2 separate regions of the Mus musculus genome follow, and region 1 is linked to region 2. Evidence: chromatin loops called from intact Hi-C (ENCODE). Cell type or tissue: left cerebral cortex. All regions are shown on one strand. Each heading gives the region's core, and the rest is flanking DNA. Links, peaks and the distances in the headings are about the cores only.

Region 1 (8,021 bases), core at 2,133-4,632, 63 kb before region 2:
GTCTTGCCTAGTTCTGAGAAAAAGTCAGGGATGTACGGTGAAGTAGCCGCCGCCAGCTACCAAGGAAAAGAAGCCTAAGAGTCTGAGGTGTAAAGAGAGCCCTGCTGGAGCCCTGAGATCAGGGCAAATGCAGCCAAATGCAGCCGCAGCACCTTCACGGGAAGGCTTGCATCTCCTCATCCCCTCATATCATCTACATAGAATTTCCCCGCTTCCTGAAAACACGCCCAACCCTACTGCGATGTCAGAGACCTTGTGGGACACTTTCTTGCCTGGAAATCTTAGAGACTCCGCTATGGAACCACCTCACCTTGTCTCTTTGGCCGGATCCCCTGAAGCAAAGCACTTCGTGCTCTAGGCCTTACTGGATTCACCTGGAAAACAAATTCAATTTAATCAAAGCTTAACTCATGCAGAGACTGTAGCAGAGAGATCCAGGGGCAAAGGTGAGAGATGGTCTCTTCCCCACCCCCCCAAATTCCAAGTGAACAGGAGAGAGGGGGTTTAAAAGAAAAGTAGAACCTAAGGGGTGAAATAAGACTGACCTAGAAGGGAAGACTTGTCCTAGCTGGACACAGTGTGTACCCCTCTAATCCCAGTGTCCGAGGCTTGACTCAGGGAATTTGAGGCCAGCCTGGGCAACATAGTGCCCAGTCACATTCACTAATTGAATACCTGCTTTCCCACTCCTTGAGGTTACTCCAAGAATCAGATGAAAGAAAGGATACATACTTGTATGTAAAGCTCTATACAGGTGTAAGCAAATACTATCCCCTTACTCGGCTGAATCTCTTTACAAAGAAAAAAGCTCCCACAACTGAATCTACAAGGTAACAGAAGTACCTCCCACCGGGTGTCATCTTGGCCACGTGGTTGACTGAGCTGAGTGCTGGGGGTTGGGGGGAGGGATTCTGAGTGCAGAATCAAACTGAACCCCTTGGGGGTCCTTGTTCTGGGTTTGGAACAGGATGGAGGGAATCCAGTCTCGGTCTGGGTGGGATGAAATTTTTTAAATTAATTAATTAATTAAAAAATGCCAGGCAGCCACATCAGGAGAAAGATGGAGCTCAGGAAGGTTCAGAGAGGAAGAGAAACAGGAAGCACACACAGATTTCCCGGATCTGCCTCATGTCTGCCCCTGCCTGCTACCAACAATATCCCCAAAGAGGCTATCTTTTGCTCAGGGTAGCTGGGGTGTGCTTCGTGCAGTCCTAACAGAAGGTTTGTAATCAGTTTCTAAACAAACACGTTGAAGCTTACATGGAGCTCATGCTAAGAGCTGTGCTACTCAGTCAAAGACTATCATTGCTGCCATCTGTGTCTAAGCCTTCCGTGAAGAAGAGATAGATTCACTCTCAGTGGTATAAGCTAGTCGCTGGGTGTTAGCCTTCTGGCCAGCTTGTTCTCAAGATTCCCCAAACCACCCAGTTTTGCCCTGGGAGACTCTTGGCTGACACTTGAAGCTGTAACTTGTGAGCATCCCTGAGAACTTCTGTTGCCTTACATATGATGTTGCTGCTCCGTTCATCAGCGGGGTAACAGCCACTCCCACCGTACACACTTTGGGGAGCTCCCTCATCCTTTTCTGTGTTCTTCAGGCAATGTCCCCACCCTAAGCATTGTCGATGTAAGACTCATACTGGTCTGGGATGGAGAGATGGCTCAATGGTTAGGAGCACTTGCTGATCTTCCAGAGGACCTAGGTTCTATTCCTGGCACCCACATTGTGGCTCACCGCTGTTGTTAGCATTGGTTCTGGGGGACCCGATTACAGGGGTCTTTGTGACCTTAACCGGCTGCAGAGATATGAGCTGCCAGAAACAAGAAGTCAGTTTGGCTTACCATGACTCATATGACTCAGTCGCTGATGTTGGTTTAAACTGGAGTTAGATTCCACGTGGTTTACTTTAAACATATTTAAACACAGCACATTTGGTGAAAACTATTTTCGTGATCATTAACTCAATCCTATGTGTACAACAAACCACACACAAATCTCCTTCAGGAACAAAACAAGCTAAATACAGATCAGATATGAAACCCTTTGTACAGTCCATAAAGACAGGTTCTATAGGTTGACTGGGAAAAACAATTTTACAATAAGGGTCTAGGGGAGTGATCCAGTGCCAGAAAAGTCACAGATAGCGCAAAGGTCACTAGGTCAGAAACCATGTCCATTTCTAGCCTTCTGGGCAGATAACAGGCACTACACTCCTTCTTTTGGAGGAACAACCCTGCGTGCTTAACATCCTGGGTTTCTCTGGTGTTTAAAAGACAGCCATACTTCCTATCTCACCCCCTTTTGAGTTTTTAAAGAGAATTTTGTGGCTGTAATAGCATAAGCCAAGCTTGACTGCATAGCCTGCAGAATTGGTCTAACAAAGCCATAGGACTAGCCAGCAGAGGACCAAGAAAAGGGAGAGCCACCTTAATCGAGATGGCCTTCAAAGGTCACTTGAGAGATTGTGTCTTTCTCTTTATGCAGATCATCAATGTGAATATGAGCAGTATCTTGACACATTAAAACAACACATTCCAGAAAGGAAAGTATTTGGATTCTGTACAATCTGAGAATTAGCCTATAATATAGTCAATAAACATAGCATCATCATTTTGGGGGTCAGTAGCATTGGGTCCTTGTCTCTCCAAGGTCTCAGCTTGATGAATTAAAGTCTCGATGCCTCCCCCAAGTCATCAACTTCTTCTTCCTCTTGGGATGCCTCCTCTTGGTGTGCTTGTTATCTTTCTTCAGATGCTTCATGTGTCCAGTGTCTCTGGGATGCTGTCTTAGTCATGGGAGCAGACATCATCTGGGACTTCTTTCATTTTCTGAAAAGACTCGAGCGTAACCCTGCCCTGATGGTAGAGGAACTTGGGGCCCTTTCCACTGATTGGTTCCTAGATATTTCATTTAACATATACTGTGTCCATGTCTGTGCCTCCACTTTTGGGTAGTGGAGAAAGCATTATCCTTTAAAGTAAAAAAAAAATTTTTTTAAAAACCATGGCTTAAATTTTAAATGCCCATAGCACTAGGCATTTAAGGTGAAGATATAGTCCCCAATTTTATTTTTAAAATTTGTTGTTTAAGTAGTTAACGCTGTCATTCCACAATAGCTTTGACACTGTGAGTTGAAAGGGGTTCCGGCAACATGATTAATATTTTATACATTGTAAAAGTTGTTTGCTAATATAAGCAGGAGCGTTACCAGTTTTTAGTTGCAATGGATGTCCAGGAAAGGGAAAGGTATATAATAAATAATGACAGCATCCGAGATCGTTCTGCAGACAGAAGCAACAATCGTATTCTTTCCAAGTATCAACTGTTACAGGAGCATAATGTCAAAATTCAGAGATTTGAGTAGTATCTGTTTGCCCCAGTGGCATTAGAGTTTAACGCGCAAGGATTAGTTCCTCCAGCAGGGGGCAGTGGTGGTCAAGGAACACAGAGGGCAGGCACGCTTGTTCATGAGGTAGAGAACTACACTTGTAATAATTTTGCATTTTGATGAAGAAATTCATGAGTCTTTTAAGCAGCCTGAAATGAAAGTATTAGAGGTGAGGAGGAGGCCAGGGCATCTGCTTGAGCACTAGCGAATGTTACCAGGTCTGGCATATGAGAATGCATGTGAATGTGAGTTATGAAAAAATGCTGACTCCAAACACTGACACCATTGCATACACTAGCAAGATTGTGATGATAGGACCCTGATATAGCTGTCTCTAGTGAGACTATGCCAGGGCCTAGCAAACACAGAAATGGATGCTCACAGTCAGCTATTGGATGGATCACAGGGCCCCCAATGGAGGAGCTAGAGAAAATACCCAAGGAACTAAAGGGGTCTGCAACCCTATAGGTGGAACAACATTATGAACTTAACCAGTACCCGGAGCTCTTGACTCTAGCTGCATATGTATCAAAAGATGGCCTAGTCGGCCATCACTGGAAAGAGAGGCCCATTGGACTTGCAAACTTTATATGCCCCAGTACAGGGGAACGCCAGGGCCAAAAAGTGGGAGTGGGTGGGTAGGGGAGTGCGGGGGAGGGTATGGGAGACTTTTGGGATAGCATTGGAAATGTAAATGAGGAAAATACCTAATAAAAAAAAAAAAGAAAGAAAGAAAGAAGAAGAAAAAGAAAAGAAAAGAAAAAATGCTGAGGTGGTTGTTGTATAGGCGCCCATAGGGACAGAACTAACTGTGCACTAGCATTGGTGGTGGGATTAAGTTTAAGTCTTGAAGTGCTAGGATTTAAGACGTGCACCACTACTGCCTGGCTTAGTCTTACAGTTTCTAAAACAGAAACAATTTGAGCACCAATGGAGAGTGTGCTAAAATATCCAATGCAGAGAAACATCAAATAAAAGTTGGTTGGCTGCAGCAAGTTCAGACTGTTGAGCTGCACAACCAGGGCTGGGTGTATGCGGAGGGTGTGGAACTTGTATATAAGACATAAGCTCCCGTGCTTTTGAAGAGCCATTTTTAACAGTGATCTCTATAGGATCTCTAGATGTAATTTTAAGGAACACCCATGGGGTATCTTAAACAATTCTTAAAGGGATCTTTAGGATAACTAATACTTATAGATCCCAAGTAACATGTGATTGCTACCTGCCAATTGTGATCATCGTGGAACAAAATAATCAGCCAGAATTCTATTTAATGGCACAGTGATTTCTGTAGGCTCTCTACTAACAAGTGGCACAAGTTGCTGTGATGGCTCATATATGCTTGGCCCAGGGAGTGCCACTATTAGGAGGTGTGACCTTGTTGGAGTAGATGTGTCACTGTGGACATGGGCTTTAAGAACACATCCAATTGACATGGCCCAAAATCTTTTCTAAGTATTTGAGGGTACATTGCTTCGGAAAATTTAGACTGAGAGGGGATAATGGCAAATTTGTTGTTGAGTGAGAATATATTTTAAATAATTATATGGTGACCACTTTGTATCTTATCTGGAGTTAAGTTTAAATTTTCTTCTTCTTCTTCTTCTCCTTCTTCTTCTTCTTCTTCTTCTTCTTCTTCTTCTTCTTCTTCTTCTTCTTCTTCTCCTCTTTCTTCTTCCTCCTCCCCCTCCCCCTCCTCCTCCTCCTCCTCTTCCTTCTTCTTCTTCTTTTTCAAGACAAGTTTTCTCTGTATAGCCCTGGCTGTCCTGGAACTCACTCTGTAAACCAGGCTGGCCTCGAACTCAGAAATCTGCCTGCCTCTGCCTCCCAAGTGCTGGGATTAAAGGTGTATGCCACCCTTGCCCAGTCTTCTTTTTTTAAAGATTTATTTATTTTATGTATAGAAGTATACTGTTGCTCTCTTCAGACAGACCAGAAGAGGGAATTGGAACCCATTACGAGTGGTTGTGAACTACCATGTGGTTGCTGGGAATTAAACTCAGGACCTTTGGAAGAGCAGTTAGTGCTCTTAACCATTAAGCCATCTCTCCAGCCCCTACATTTTCTTCTTTTAGTTCATTTACCATGAAAGTTAAGCATCCATTTAAGTATTGATTAGGAAAGCATGAGCAGAGAATACATTCATACAATGAGTGACCAATGCCTGAAGGGCTTTAGGCTGCGCCAGCTTAAGTGCCTACATACATAATATTGTCACACAGTGGGGCAATGTTTTCATTAAGTGCCTACATACGTAATATTGTCACATAGTTTGACAATGTGTTCATCGCTTGTGGCAAAATGTTCCACTGATACTAAATAGTGGAGTGTCCTTGAGGAACCACAGTAGGCATGGGGAGCCCCAGCTGCAGAGCCTCCATTTGTTTTCACAGGAACATTTATGCCCCTGAAATCATACAGCAGCTGAAATTTATTTTTTGTCTTTTTATTTACAAAACTATAATGTAATTAATTACCAAAATAGGGGAATTCCAAGGTCTCACTGAAGGTTCTATATGTCCAGGTTGCAATTGTTCCTCTAATAGAATTGGGTCTATCTTAATTTTTCTCTATGAAGGGGCCACTGATCAATCCATACTGGATCAATTTTCCCTTTGATCCTGGGGTTAGGTTTGCTCTATTGGGAGTTTAAAAGCTTATCATCCCTGTCAAATTTGGATTCATATTCCTTAGCTCTATGTTTTCCCTTATTACATCATAGGCAAAGGCAAACAATCTTGGGTGGGGCTGGGGGTTGGGGGGGATGGGAGTGCTGGGGGCAGCCTCAGGGCAGCTTTGCGAGCCACCTGGCCCCTTGGAACAACTCACCCTGCCAAGGTGTGTCCAGAGGATCCCGATGGTCCTTCTAAAGAGCATTCAAGCAATATATAACTGCAGTCCAGACTGCAAAACAACAGACAGGGCTTCTCACCCTCCTTCTCATGGGGTCTTTTCACATTCGTGTCTATGTGACTCCAACTGTGGATAGCAATGGTTCCTTGTTCAGGAAACCCAGGATGGAATTTTACACTCACTTATACAAAGTTGCAGAACTGGTTTTTCATTTGTTTGTTTGTTGTTTTGTTTTGTTTTGTTTTTAAATATTTGCTCCCCTGGGTCTTAACAGATAGCTCAGATAATCATATAAGATGCGTTACCTCAGAGGACTGGGAAAAACCTGTGCTATTTCCCTGTCTCACTTACAGCTGTGACCCCTTCTGTGAGAGGATTGAACCCCTACCCTCTGCTTCTACTTAAAGAAAACATTTTCTTACCTTTTCCAAGGGTCAAGTCCCACATTGAGCATGTCCCACGTCACGCACCGGCCGTGGGGGTCTCTGCAACCGTAATGGGCTGCAGAGGGACGAACTGCAGGGGGCAAAATGGCAACTCAGCTCAACATGACTCAGCAGCTGTACTGGGTCAGTCTTCTAAAGTCTTACTCTGAGTAGTTTTATTTCAGGCATATTTAAGCACAGCACAATTTGGTGAAAATGGTCCTGGTGACAATTAACTCAATCCTACACGCAAGACAAACGACATGTAGATCTCCTTGAGGAACAAAGTGAGCTAAATAAAGATCAGATGTAACTACATTGAGATTCTTTGTAAAGTCCATAAAGATAGGTTCTATAGATTGACTGAGAACAACAAATTTATAATGAGGGTCTGAGGGAGGATGCAGTGTCAGGAAAGTTGGCCACACGCATAGCACCAAGGCCACCAGGTTAAAAAAGCATGTTCCTTCAAGGGAGGAACAACCCTGTATGCTTCTCATCCCGGGTTTCCCCGGTGCTTCTCTGTGAGAACAAAAGCAGCCATGCCTTCTAAGTACAATACCCTCTTCCAGCCTCCAAGGGCACCAAGCATGCACACAGTACACATCCATACATGCAGGCAAAACACTCATCCACATAAAACAAAATAAAAATAAATCTTTAACCGTACCCCCCTCCCCCAAAAAAGACCCCACACTGGTCAACTAAAATCTCTTTCGAGGGAATCTGAATCAAGCTGAACAGAGGAGCAAATATGGAGACCTCTGGACTTGGGCCCTTAAGACAAAGTAGTCCCTTTTTCTGGTCTTAGTTGTTCCTTTAAATCTATAGTCATCACACGAAAGATAAACATCATTTGACACAAATGAGCCAATGAGCTATTTTCATTTTATTTTTTGTTTTGGTTTGGTTTGGTTTTTCGAGACAGGGTTTCTCTGTGTAGCCCTGGCTGTCCTGGAATTCACTCTGTAGACCAGTCTGGCCTCGAACTCAGAAATCCACCTGCCTCTGCCTCCCAAGTGCTGGGATTAAAGGCTTGAGTCACCACTGCCCAGCACCAATAAGCTATTTTTAACCTTTACACATTAAATAAAAATTCTCCCTCATAAATGACGAGAAAGAAGGGAAGGGTGGAAGCGCCACGTTGCATCTTATCCCCTACCCAAGTTGCTGCCACAGCCAGGCTCCTATTTTAAGACCCTTTAATGGAGCTATATTTACACTGTTTTTACATTTTTATTCATGGAGATTTACACAAGTCATTTGGCTGACGGCTGAAGCTTATTTCAGGACAGTGCGTCTGGTATTCGTAGGAAGCCCCCCGTCGGCCTCCTCTGCACCTGTTCTCTCTCCT
Region 2 (8,021 bases), core at 3,117-5,616:
AGGTCCTGCTGGAATTATGCGTGAGACACAACAGTAAACAGCTCTTTGATGTAAACTAAACTACCAGAAGAATCTTCTAAGCATGAAAAAACAAGTGCTCATATTGTTTCTAAGTTAGGAATTCTCAATATTTAGGGAGTTTCACAACAGCCTACGTACTTCCCTTTTCCTGCTCTGGAAGTATTGGATGTGAATTAAAGGAAAGTGAGATTTTCCCCCCATACACACACCACCCCCCAATAACATACTCTCAAGATGACACAAAACCATAGTGAGGATTACTGAGGTGGTTAGTCTCAAGAAACACATGCCTTTATTTTTCTTTTGACAGAGTCTCATTATATAGACCAAGCTGGCCTCAAACTTACAGAGATCCACCTACCTTTGCCTAAGTTTTGTGATTAAAGGTGTGCGCCACTGGGCCTGGCTAAAACTCACCTTATAAAGTATGTATCCCGTGGAAACAAAGCTCTAAAAAAAAAAAAAAAAACTGACTGAACTGTGATTTCCAAGAATGATCATCTTCCGGGGAGTAAGAAAACCACTTCTTTTTGTTTATCAAGCTCCATATCCAGATACTTGTGTTTCTCGTTACATTGTATAGGTTTGGGGACTCTCCTCCCCTCCCCACTTTTGACATTTATCTGCCTGTGACATAAAGTGGCACATAGAAATAGCTAAAAAGTGAACTAGGGGATAATTCTAGGGTACTTCTCTCCCTAATTCTTTTCAGTCTATTTCATAGCTTTTCCTTTTTTGAACTGATCTTCTAGAACTGCTGGAGTGTTTTTAAATATAGAAGTACCAAATATATGGTTAAAAAAATAGATCTGCATTCCTGATTGGAAAGTCCTGACCCTGTGCTTTCTGCAGCCCGTCTACACCGAGTGCATTGATCTTTAACAGCTTTTTGATGGGCACCTGGGGCACACTAAAGAGCACCCTGCCAGCTGGGGCACACTGAGGAGCACCTGGGGCACACCGAGGAGCACCCTGCCAGCTGGGGCACACTGAGGAGCACCCTGCCAGCTGGGGCACACTGAGGAGCACCCTGCCAGCTGGGGCACACTGAGGAGCACTTTGCCATTGAGCATCAAGGAATGTGGTTCACTTGGAGGCACAGAAAGTAGCAGACAATTAAGTGCTAAGTGAGTGGGGAGGGGGGAGGAAGGAGGGGGGTAAAGAGAGGGAGGGGGCAGTCTTTATGGATTTTAGAGGGCTGATAGCTCTAGTGTACATAAGAGCACATAAACAGATTGATAACTGGGTGGGCTGATAAACATACACCTTTATATGCTGATATCTACCAATAAAAAGGGTTTCCTGCTAGGAGCAGGGGCAGGTAAATGAAAGGGACTATTCAGGTTAATAGGGAGCCTTGAAGACTTGGCTAAGGTAGGTTATTGGAGGGAATTAAAAGCTTTTAAGAAGAGTAGATTAGGGAAATTAATTTGCTGGTAGAAGGTACAAAGGTTTTGAAGGGGGAGGGACTGGCGGCAACAGGCTGTTAGGTAAGAGCTGCTGACAGCATCCACCAGCAGGCTTGATTTGGCAACACAATGGGCGTGGACAGGAGAAGGAGCAGGCGTTTAGACCTTAGGAGAGGGTCCAAGTCTGAGCAAGTAAGTAAATGCTCTTTTCATTAAGAGAGAGAAGAGGATCTGGTCTCAGAAGAGACATGGATGTTTTGTTTTTTTGTTTTTTGTTTTTGGCTTTGGGTAGTTGGCACAACACGTGAGCCTTAAAGGGATTGACACCTAATAGACAGGGCTGTATCATGGATGCCTCTGTCACAGGTGGGCTTGGGTAGAGTCATTAGATGGTTTCCACTGCTCAGTTTTTCCCTTTTCAGGAAGGAGAAAGCATCTGCCGTGGGTGCTCCCAGTCCTCAAGGGGTCTGTGAGCCAGTCAGGAAACATCATTTTAATGGGATTAGCTGAAAGATGAGCCCATGTCAGGTGGTGGTTTGGCAGCGTGTCACGGCTGCTAACTCTGACATGTTAAGTATAACATTATTGATGACTTTTGGGCCTGGCTGGGAGTGTTAACATTTAGCAAATTAGATGTCTTCATTTTTTTTGTCTGGCACTCACGTTTTATGAGTATGACACAGGGTGTGACCTGGGCAAACCATTTAACCTCTCTGTGCCCCTGTGGACAGCACAGGAAGCATGTGGGAGCACCTGCAAACATTTTGAAAGCTGCGAGATGAAAAGCCTGTAAGATCTGCCCCTTCCTCCAGGGACTGAGTCAGTCATCTGGGAAGGTCAGTCTTTTCTAGGCCTTCTTTCAACTGCCAGTTAATCTGCATTCTTCTAAAAAGCTTCTACCAGTTCAGGGTGAAAGAGGCAGTTTCTATCTGCCCTCTTTTAACTTTCTGGCCCTGCTGTCCGGCTGCCCCTTTTCACGTAGAGACTATTGCTGTATAGCTCCCTTCTTTAGGTTCTGGGATTAAGCCCAGGAATGTTGGAAGGGAATTAGGGTTTTACATTAACACCCAGGGGCCTCAACATACTGTATCCACACAGTGTGAGAATTTGTCCCAGTTCTAGGCAGTAAGCTACTTTCCCTGTTAAAGTAGCCATCAAATCTGGCCTTGTTCTCTTGGGTCACCAGAATTTGCCCAGCACCTAAACTTAAGGCCATGAATTTAGACCTGGAAAACCTTAGCAGCAAGGTTGGGGCCTTGCAATAAGCAACATATTTTTCTCATTCTTGCCATAACATTTCCTTGAGCTTCCAGGCTGCCTTGCAGCTGTGTCGGCTCCTCACATGTTGGAGATCCCTGCTGCCGGCTGCCTTCCTGGCTTGCTGCGGGTTTGGTTCTATATCCACTACGTACTCTTTTCTGGTCCAGCTGGGTCTGCCTCCCACCCCACGGATGAGTCCAGTGCTAGACCCCATTTCTCCCAGTCGGCCTCGCTGTGACAGTCCATCCTTTCATATTAAACCACAGTGGATATTTGTTGGCATGGAAACTAATGTGCTATTGGAATTTTATCCTGGTTTACATCTTCCTTTGTTTTGGAAAGCTTGGGATCGCTTCCAGTTTCTCAAGAGAGCTTTCCTGTCTCCTTCAGGAGACACAAAAGAAAACTCAACCATCTTGTGCCTGTGAATCAAGCCATTAGGTCACTATTTTAATTATAATATTGTATTACTTAATCTTGATTTTGTTTTTAGTCATACATTTAAAATATATGTTGATGTGAATTTATTTACACCCTTTAAAGTGCTTTGAACTTAGATCACTTTGTGATTATACAACGGAAAGTGGTGTTCTTCCTACCTGAAAGGTTCTTACAATCTCTGGAAGGCTTCTTAAAACTTTTTGGTTTTTCCCTAGTCTCTCACCCAGTTTCCCTAGAGAGATAATGTGAGAATTTCCTTTTCTAAGTCATTCTGAGGTGATGCCCCCATCACCTTTGAGAACAGCTGACTATATCCTTAAGCCTGAAGGTCCTGCCTGAGTTCTAACTCCTACCTGAGTGGATATGAAAGGCTCAGTCCATGCTGCTAGGATGAACGCTGACTTCTGAGCACTCCACAGCTTATTACTTATGAGAACCTGGGCAATCACTCTGAGTGGCAGAGCCCTCACTGGTAAAAATAAGGATAGCCCTGGCTGTGTTAAAGGAGCGTTGTGAAGGTTAAGTGGAGCAGGTGTGAGCATAACCAGCTATACAGTGGCATGATACCCAGAGGCACTGCGATGGGTTTTAACCACTTCTTAAAATGTCACCAACTGCTCTGTCTCACTTGCTTTCCTCATTAATTATAGCAACTTTAATCTGGGAAAACAGAGTACGTTTATTGCTACAATAAACTCAACCTTCAAACCCTTAAAAAAAAAAAGCCATCCAGTGAGATCAGACATACTTCAGAAACATTAGACTGGGCCAAGAATGATTCCCAGTTTTCACAGCTATAAAAAGAGAAGTACAAGACCCCATTCAAAGTTTGGGTGGAGTCAGGAATCTTTCAACTCTGCTGAGATTGGCCCATTGATAAAAATGGTTACTAGTTGCACCACATGAAAAAGAAAAGTTGTGGTGCAAGCATAACTTGGTCATGTCATACTTTTGTATCTCTTGCAGCTTGTATTAATTTACACCTATTTGGAAGCAGTAAAGCTTCTAGTTCTTGACGTCGTCGCCCTTTTTCTCACTCAAGCTGCTTCGGGTCCAAAAAAGGGTAACACAGTTCTTTTCAACTCTGCTTTAATTCTTCCAGTCCTGCAGTGTCAAACTCAGACAGTTTACCCCCAAATGTTTTTTACTTGTTTTGTCTTGGGCAATTGCCACAAACGGCAGCCCCTGCAAGGTCTACGAATTCTGGAAGTCTGGAAGTCCGCTCGACTTTAAAGAGCTTGCAGTGGTCGGTCATGCCCGGTGCAGTGCCATCCGGGTTGCAAACTCGGACCCGACCGGATCCCACCCCACCCCACCCCACCCGACCCCACCCCACCCCACCCGACCCCACCCCCATCCCCACCCCGGCCAGATGCTGCTTCTGCAGGCTTCTCCCAACAGGAGGCGCCCGTGCGACCCAGGCGCTGCGCGTACCCGTGGGGACCGCTCCGCGGGTGGAGGGAGCAGGAGGAGGAGCCGGAGGGGGCGCGGCTTCCTCCGCGTCCTGCCGGGCGCCCGCTCGCCTGCTCCGCCGGGCCGAGGCTGGCGGCCGGCGGGGGTCGCGGCGGCGGAGGCGGCGGCGGCGGCGGCAGCGCTGGCGGACTGGGCTCGGGCTCGGAGCTCGAAGACAAGATGGCGGCGGCGCTCAGGAGCCCGGCCTCCTCCTCCTCCTCGCCGCTCTCCGCCCTGCCGCTCGCCGCCTCCTCCTCCGCCGTCTCCTCCTCCTCCTCCTCGTGCAGCAGCACCAGCGAGCGCCGCGGCGCCGGGCCGCTCTCCCGGAGCTCGGGAGGGGGCTAGACCGGTCCGCGGGCGCGCAGGCGACGAGGCCGAAGCTGGGGCCGGGGCGGGGACGGCGGCGGCGGCGGCGGCGACGCCGGGTGGGGATGGGGTCGCAGACGCTGCAGATCCTCCGGCAGGGGGTGTGGGCCGCGCTCAGCGGCGGCTGGTACTACGACCCGCACCAGGCCACCTTCGTGAACGCGCTCCACCTCTACCTGTGGCTCTTTCTGCTCGGCCTGCCCTTCACGCTTTACATGGTGAGTGGGGGCGGGGACGGGGACCCGCAGCGGACGCTCGGCTGTGATCCTCGGGGGCCCGGGGGTCGCGCCCCTGTCCTCCCCGCGTCCCGCGGTCCCGGCGGCGGGCGGACGCTCCCCTCCCCCGCTGGCTCCGCTCCGGGCCCCGGGTTTCCCGTGTTTTCAGCACCTCCCTTCCCGCCGGTCCCCGGCCGGGTCCCGCTTTCCTAGCGCCTCTCGTGCGGGTCTGCGTAACTGGCGCCCCGAGGCCTTCCATCGGGGGTCCCCGGTCGTTCCCCGGGCCTCGGACTATCTACCTCCCGCTCCCCGGGGGCATCCCCGCCCGCACCTCGGCCCCCGGCTGTGTGCGGAGCCCGGGGGAGGCCGTGCGCGCTCCGGCAGAAACGGAGTCGCAGGGTGTCCCGGCTCGTACTCGCTTCCCGTGCTGGGGGAAACCCCCAGCGGGCTCGCGCCTCCGCAAACCGCTGATCGGTTGAGTGCGGGTTCCATTCGGTTCAGCCCCGCGGCGAGGGACCGCGGTGTTGTCAGGCTAGCGCTGCCGGCAGGGAGCGGGGAGATACGAGAGCCTGGCTGGCGTTTGTTTGCGTTGGTTCAAGGCCTTTGACTGGCTGGGAAAAGGAGAGTGCCGCCGCCTGTTGCTTGGTGCTCTCGGTCCAGTTTCTCTGAAGTGTTTTTGGTGTTCCCAGACGGTTTCCTTCTATAGCCAAGGCTGGCCTGAGAGTCACTGTGCAGTCCAGGCCTCAGGAGTGTTTTTAGAGGATGTTTTCCTGAAAGATGTTTGCACATTTCTTAAAAATAAAAAATAAAATAAAAGCACAATTTTAGGTGGCACATTTGAGAAAACAAAGCTTTCAAATTTTAAAGTGATTGGAAGGAAGGATATTAACTTTTATTTTCAGGGAATTTCTGCTAACTTCATGGTTCTTCAGAGGGCTAGAACAAAGGTGCTGGGTTACTAAGTCCCCGAATGGAGAGTATGAGAAGTACCGCGAGTTAGGGCAGCCTATTTGCCTCTTTTCTCAGTATCACTAAGGCAGGAACATGCCTTGGGGGATGGCGAGTGTGTGTGTGTGTGTGTGTGTGTGTGTGCTCGCGCTAAATGTCACATTGTCAAGCAGATTCTGATTTCTAATAGGAATGTGTTCGAAGGGACTTACCCCAGCTTAAAGGAGCTGTTTATTACAGGACTTGGTCTTGTCAGATTCTGAAAATTTATCATTAAATGTTATAATTTCTGTTCATTGTGGCCGATCGGGTTCACTCTGCATCAGCATCCCTTCCAGGAGTGCGATGTCCTTAATGAGCAGCTCTGTGGCTGTGGTGGTGAGGCGGCCCTTCAAGCTCACTCGCTTTCAGAGCTGCCCTCCCGGGTGTCCAGACAGGTTGTACATTAAAGGCAAAATGATCGTTGGGAGGTCAGGATTTGTTGCTGTGCTGTGTAAGGTTTGGGTCTAAGCCTCTTTGTGGAATTAACACCACTGAGGACTTCAGAGGAAGCGGAAAGCCATATATTGAATTACCCGGGAGTTTATTCAGTTAAGCTCGATTCTCAGGTATTTGAGTGTCCGCTGTGCACTAGGTACTTTGCCAGGTTCTGGGAAAATAAAAGTGCTTCACTTCAACGAATGGCAGCTCCACTCTTCCTGAAGCTTTAAAAGCTCTCATAGGCTTCTCTTTCTCCTCACTCCCAGTCCACGCACAAAGCTAGTGAGTTCTGTCTTTAAAATCTGACAGGAGTCCATCATCCCCCAGTCAGGCCTGGTTCAAGCAGCTCTGCCCTGCTGGGTACTTGTCTGGGGTGGGGGTGCGGGCTGGCAGGGGGTGTGTGATGGCATTTGTATCAAGGCTTGCTGTTTCTGCTCTTGCTTCCCTACACACAGATCAGGATTCTTTGAGGTCCTGTGACCCTTGTGCGTAGACCAGCTTCCCCTCTGCCCTTGCTCTGCCCCTTTCTATACTCAGTTCGACTGCTTGCAGTCTACCCAGCAGCTGACATGTCGTCACTGTGCCCTGGGCTGGGTGTGCTTGCCCTTCCTACTCTGTCAGGGGCCTCTCCCTTCCAGATGATTGTGTGGCCTGCCTTTGGTTAGGTTATTTCGGGTTTCTGGCGTGTGAGACTTTCCCTGATAAGTAACATAGCAGCCTCTGACCTCTTCTGCCCGCTTTCTGAACAGCGGTTTCTGCTGGCTGAGGCACACACTCACTTGCTGGTTCTGTCACCCTGTTGCACCGAGGAAAGCTAATAATAGACTTGAAGCTCTGACCAGGCAGGGGTTTCTCTCTGTTCATTGCTGTACTCTTAAGGATGTAGAGCAGTGCCAGACTGACACACAGTAATGAGACGTTAGACATATGACTGGCAATGGATCCGATTCACTTTTTTCTGTCAGGGAACTTAGGAGTCTAGGCTGGGATAAGCAGCAGCAAGCTTAGAACTGTAGGGACGATGAATGATCAGAGGTCGTGGTCTGGAACTTAGCACAGAGGAGTGTAGCAGTTTAGGAAACAAGCTAGTGCTATAGTAGTGAGGTCAATAGTGTGACATATATATCCAGATCAAAGCAGAAGCTCACCTTCTGTATTAAAATCTCACCCATGGTTAGTATTCATGTGTTCTTCCAATAGTAGCTGCAGGTGACGGTGACTTTACTGAGTTTGTGTATAGGTTCTTAGCCCAGCTAAGTGTCCCCGTTGTGACTTGTTTTATTACCTTAGGCAGATACATGAACTGGGTTTTATATATGACTTTTTGAAGCCAAAATCACCATTCAGGATCCCCTTAGGCATGGATATACTCACACACACTCCCACTCCCACACACACACACACTCTCTGTCTCCCAGCTTTTATAGGT

What was found. Peaks named below come from ENCODE experiments on the same cell type or tissue, not always from the same donor. Only the 100,000 strongest peaks of a DNase experiment are listed, where the experiment ranks them.
Region 1: it touches region 2 in a loop (2.5-fold over the local background); 17 of 42 quality-filtered maps call a loop at or near these places.

The regions. Positions count from the first base shown.
Region 1 is chr12:81,793,316-81,801,336 of GRCm38, forward strand. It overlaps Gm30706 (a long non-coding RNA gene), which reads right to left. Exons shown (of 7, transcript XR_001780652.1): 4 at 6,665-6,758; 5 at 6,219-6,293; 6 at 311-374; 7 at 1-13. Among named protein-coding and RNA genes, the nearest start is that of Gm46366, 6.2 kb to the left of the region's middle. In left cerebral cortex, for the core only: a CTCF peak has its summit at 3,412 (motif pointing right); a DNase peak (open chromatin) is centred at 3,433.
Region 2 is chr12:81,855,358-81,863,378 of GRCm38, forward strand. It overlaps Pcnx (pecanex homolog), which reads left to right and starts at 4,673. Exons shown (of 36, transcript NM_018814.3): 1 at 4,673-5,167. The coding sequence starts at 5,015. In left cerebral cortex, for the core only: a CTCF peak has its summit at 4,546; DNase peaks (open chromatin) are centred at 4,213, 4,581 and 5,096; H3K4me3 peaks cover 1,409 bases; H3K27ac peaks cover 1,302 bases.